2 separate regions of the Homo sapiens genome follow, and region 2 is linked to region 1. Evidence: chromatin contacts called from ENCODE Hi-C or POLR2A ChIA-PET data. All regions are on one chromosome and are shown on one strand. Each heading gives the region's core, a stretch centred on a gene start or an enhancer-like site at or near the end of the contact. The rest is flanking DNA. Distances are from core to core; before and after follow the strand shown. Region 1 holds the start of BEND3 (BEN domain containing 3). Region 2 holds the start of CD164 (CD164 molecule).

Region 1 (2,567 bases), core at 21-2,520:
AAGGAGCGCTCACGAGGAGCGGCGAGCGCCCCAGGCTTCAGCTTTGCGGCCGGCCGGCCAGGCCTCGCGCCAGCCCGGGTGCACACCCAAGGCGCCGGGCCCGCCTCCAGCTCCTGGGCAGCGGGAACCGCGAACCGCCGTGGAACGGCCGGGAAGGGAGCGCTGCGCCCCCTGGCGGCGGGGCCCATCCCTCTCCGCTCCCGGCCGCCGCCGCCGCGGGCCGGCCTCGCTCCATTTGCAGCCTCCGGAGGCTTCGTTCCTCCGAGCGGCTGCTCCCCCGGCCTCCCGCTCGCCGCCCGGCATCTCCCTCCAGTCCCCGCCCCCTGCTCCCGCTCCGACACCCCCTTCCACACGCCGAGCAGTGCCCCGCCAAAGCCCCGCCGAGCGCGAGCGCCAAGCCGCCGCGAGTACGGCAGAGCCTTCCGGCCGCCCCGGCCGCTCCATCGCGGCGCCCGGCGGGGGTGCGGGGCCGGCGCGCGGCGCGAGTGGGGCGGGCGGCGGCGGCGGCGCGGACGGTTCCACCGCGCGAACCCCCCGCCCCCGCGCGGCGCGCGTGCTCCCCAGAACGCCATGGAGCCGCCGCGTTCCGAGCGGGCACAAAGGGGCGCGCAGCACAATGGGCGCGGCGAGCCCGTGGGCGCCCGGCGCCCGCTCCGGTCGCTCGGCCCGCGCGGGGGTGGGCGCTACTACCGGCGGGCGCGCTCGGAGCAGCCCCCCTCCGCGTCCCCTCCCCTGCTCCCGCCCCCACCCCGGCATGGATGTTGCAGCCACTCTACCGGCCGCTCGCCCCGGAGCCGCCAACGCTGCCGCCGCCGCGCGGCCGGCTTGATCCGCCCCGCACTTACCTGGGACGCGAGTTCTGTACTTTGCCGGGCGGGCCCGCGCCGAGTTTGGGCGCCACGTGGGGGGGAGGGCGCGGGGCCGGGGAGTGGGGGCCGCGCGCGGAGGGCCTGGCCAGGGCGGCCCGGGGAGGCGCTGGGGGCGGCGGGCGGGCGAGCGCCGTGTATTTTCCCCTCTCTTTGTGTGTGTCCGTGCGCTGCGCTCTCGCGTGACGTGACGGGACTCCGTGTGTCATTTCCGCACAAGGACACAGGAGCCCCCGCTGCAGTGGAACCACAACCCCTCCGCCCCCACCCCCGGCCCGCCCCTCCCCCTCAGCGGGGCACACGCGGGACCGGCGGCGGCGGCGCTCGGGCGTGAACGGCCGCGGCGGGGAGCTCGGGCGCGCACTCCCGGGACCCAGGCGGCCCGGCGCGCTCGGCCAGCGCAGTGGCTCCACGTGGGCCCGCGCTGGCTGCCCGGGGCGGGGGCGGCGGCCGCGCACCCACGGCGCGCCGGGCAGGCGCCGCGAACAATGTCCCCTGTACCCCATGTGTCCTCCCACCGCGAGTTCGTCCTCGGAAACGTGGTTTCTCAGACCCGAGAGTTTGGCCCCAAACGGCTTTTTCTACTTTTTTGCCCCTTGCGGGACGGCGACTGTGCGGAGCTTGTCCCGCCTCGCGCCCACGCCTCTCCCGCATTTTTGGCCTTTGGGCCGCAGCCCAGGCCCCCGGGGCCGGTCTTCCCGCGCCGCCACCGGCACAAAGACCTTGGGGCGCGAGGGCCCGGGTGGCTCCTGCGGCCCCGCGGGGCGGCATGGAGTCCGGCGGGACCCGGGAGAGCGACCCTGGCGCTGGGAAAAGCTGGCTCTGGCCACTCCCCCTGCACGGTGGCCGCCCTCTGTTGTGAGCCTCAGAGCTAAAATCTGCTCTTGCAACCCGAAGTTCTGGGGTGTGAGGCTGCGGAGCGAGAGCTTCGGAAGCGCCCGCGCTCACAGACACACACCCCACAAACACAAACCCACGGGCTGTCTGCGCCGAGCGCCTAAAATAGAAAAACACGAGTCACCAACTCAATAAAGGCTGATTCTGTCTACTCCTAACTCTTGGACTGTAGATTCCCAGTTGATAAATACGAAATCTACCCCTCGGGTATTTTCTCAAGTCTCAGTGGCTGGGTAGGGGGAGGGGGAGGTGCTGGGTGAGAGTCAGGGAAGCCCAATTCAACAGTTTAGCCACGTTTGTATTTTAGGCAAACAATGAGAATGTAAATTTAAGAAAAATCCTTTAATTTGCCGATCAAAGAAAGTATAAAAAGAAAAATGCAAATGATCCCATCTGCTGCTCACAGCTGACTGGCTGCAAGGGAGGACCATGTGGCACGGCCCTGCGCGGTCAGTGAATAGGTAGAATAGATTTTTAAAAGAAGGCATATGTTGGCTCCTTGCTGCCCAGTCGCGGCGAGGGTTTGAATTAACGTATAGTTTGGGTTTACCGTACCCTCCTTCAGACCACTCCAATTGGGAATTTAGTAATTATGCAAGTTCCCCCCCTTCGGGCTTGAAATCAAAAGGCACAGGGTTAAGTTTGAGGAACTACGTGGAACATTCTCGAGCTGTATTTGGATTACTGGTTTAGTGAAGTCAGTACTAATTGCTATGCAAAATTAAGCAAGCAGCCTGAAGAACCAAGCCCTGCATCCAGGGGGTGCTTTTATAGAAGAATCTATACGTGCTCAGTGTCATTGAA
Region 2 (2,567 bases), core at 36-2,535, 2.3 Mb after region 1:
TCCCGCTTATTACCTCAAACTTATCTTCCTTCTCTCTTTTGTGTTGTCACGGTATATGGCAATTTCTGCTTTAAAATGTATGTATGCCTTAACCAGCCCTATGCGACTGCACATAACAAAAGACACGCTCCTGATCGGGTTTTAGAAAACCCACAGACCTGGGCACAAACCCCCGTTCCACGACCTACTAAACATACGCTATCTGAGCACAGGACATAGTTAAGAAAATTTTAAAAACAATTGAAAAAAGAATAAACATACAATGTCAGGAGAGTTTACTCATCTCCGTCTCTGCATCTACCTCCTAGGTTTCACTACCTACCTTCCAGTTTAGCCTTAGGATACGTACGCAAAACACCCGGTACATACATGGGTACTTTTCTTCCTTTTCGCATACTTTGAAGTGTGAAGTTTTCACTAACTACGTGCTCAAACGTCAGCTACATTCTATTCCTATCTGCAAAACCAATGTAATTAAATCTCAAGCGACCTTCTCAGACTCAAGTCTGAGACACGAACGAGCATTACCGTCTTTAAGTTTCTCTTTCCCGGACTTCCGGAGAAGGCTACCTCCGGAGAGAGGCGCCGGGAGGGTGAACAACCAGTGGCAGGGAGAGGCAGCTCGGCCCCACCGCCAACCTCAGAGGCGCGACGCCCGGCCCCATCCTCAACCCCACCGCTGCCCCCGCGGAAGGAAGCCACGTCCCCATTTCCGACCCCAAGTGAGGCTAGGAATTACGATGCACTTTTAAAAGGCACCTCGACTTGCAACACTTCGAGGGGGGCCCCAGCCCCGCAGCCACTGGGAACCGCGCGTCCGCTTCCCCCCAGCGCGCTCCCCACCCGGCCCGGCCACGAGTGGACTCCAGGCTGGCCGCCATGTTGCCGGAGTCGCCGCCGCACCCCGAGCGCGGCCCGCCCGCCCGACCGTGGCCCGAACCCGGGCCCCGCCCGCACGGCGAGGAGGCAGTGCGGCTCGGCTGGGCAGGGGAGGGCGGGAAGCCCACAGGGCCCGCGCCCACCTGGTGCCGGAGTGGTGACCAGCGGGAGGGACGTCACCGGCGCCGAGGTTACGTTGGAGATGGGCGCTAAAGTCGTCACGTTCGGGTGCTGGGTCGTGTTCTTGTCCGCGGACAGCACGCAGAGCACGCCCAGGCAGGTGGCGGCCCAAAGCAGTGAGCGGGAGAGCCGCGACATCGTGTCCTCAGCGCTGGCGTTCGGGAGAAAGCTAAGGCTCGCAACGCTCAGTCAACCCCTCAATCCCCTGCGGCGCCGCCTCCGAGACTACGCTCCCCCGCGGGAGCGCGCAGGGGTCACGTGAGAGGCCCCTGTTTTCGGCGTGCGGGGGCGAAGAGGAGGGAGGTGGGGCTCGGACGATACCAACGGGAATCCTACGGGGGGAAGCAGGGGAGTCGGGAGGAAGCCGAAGGAACCTGGCCCTCAAAGCGACTGTGCCACAGCCAAGAAAACTGGGAGCTTCTGCAAATCGTTCTTCTTGCCCTCAGATTACCAGACACGACGCAGCTGGACTTGTCTCATGCCTGCGATAGGGACGGCCCCCACCCTGACTTGCATGGAACAGTCGACATAATGTGGCCTACTGCTTCCACCTGAGCGCCCCGCCAGGCTGTAATTCCGCGGGCCCACGTGACCTCCGGGGCCGCGCCTTCCGGACGCAACTCCACTGGGGCGGAAGTTGGTTTTGTGCGGCTCTCAAGAACTAAGTTTGTGCTGTGCTGCGGGATCCCCAGGGAGCTTCCTTATATCTTCGGCAGGACCCCTTCTTTTTTTCTTGAAGATTGATTTTGCTAGAAGTTATCCTGTGATGGGACTCCCTAGGGGAATGGAGGCACCACGTGGTTAAGGAGTTTGTGCGTTGCCGCCCACATAGTGTGGGCAGCTGAGGCGCCGCCCGGATCAGAGCCGCAGGGCGTCTACTCTGTCACTTTCCCAACCTGACTTTTCCGGATTGCTATTTCAGACGGCGGTTGCAGCAGCCGACCTGTCTCAACTCCACCACTGTAGTCAGAGAATCAAAAGCGGTCTGAGTTGCGAGGTCATTGGGGAGGCCCCCACCCCCACATTACCAGTGAGGAAACTGAGACTTAAAAAAGTGACCTGACCTGGACACGGGATTGCCTGACATCAGAGCTGGATTCTTAAGTTCCTGTTAGTGTTAAGGCGCTGCTCAGACTTTTAGTAAAGGTGAGCGCCATCTACTGCCAAGTCTCACAAAATATTCGCAAAATTTGATACGGTTATCACATGGTAAAAATTAGACTTTAAAAGTTGTATTTAATGCTGTGTTTTCAGCTGTTGTACACTTATGTAATTTTAATTATGCAAAGTTATCCTAATAATATAGGAATATTAATTGCTTTCGTGAGGTCTGTCTTGATGTGCCACGATGACTTTTTTGATGTGCCAAAAAAGATGACTACATAGTGCTTTTACCTTTTTGCTCAAATAGAAAGATTTTATTTCCCCTTGGGATCTTTTCAGTGTCGTCCTTCTGTACCCTCAGGACTATGAACATTTGTTCCAATGACTACGCTAGTTGGAGTAGT

The links. Hi-C counts contacts between places; a loop is a spot of excess contacts on that map. ChIA-PET counts read pairs that join two places held with the same protein, here RNA polymerase II (POLR2A). Pooled maps may share reads with other maps.
Region 2: a loop to region 1 is called in a pooled map, with 7 times the contacts of the local background. The contact joins the promoter of CD164 here to the promoter of BEND3 in region 1. A Hi-C loop is called at or near these places in 7 of 50 pooled maps. POLR2A ChIA-PET finds 5 or more read pairs at or near these places in 2 of 52 experiments (activated CD8-positive, alpha-beta memory T cell and activated T-cell).

Annotation. Positions count from the first base shown.
Region 1 is chr6:107,114,245-107,116,811 of GRCh38, forward strand. BEND3 (BEN domain containing 3) reads right to left here and starts at 1,271. Exons shown (of 4, transcript NM_001367314.1): 1 at 846-1,271. RefSeq lists silencers at 1-894, 1,025-1,074, 1,115-1,164 and enhancers at 1,757-2,520, 2,521-2,567.
Region 2 is chr6:109,381,182-109,383,748 of GRCh38, forward strand. It overlaps CD164 (CD164 molecule), which reads right to left and starts at 1,286. Exons shown (of 6, transcript NM_006016.6): 1 at 1,023-1,286. The coding sequence starts at 1,197. RefSeq lists a silencer at 744-1,023 and enhancers at 1,179-1,688, 1,244-1,593, 1,674-1,903.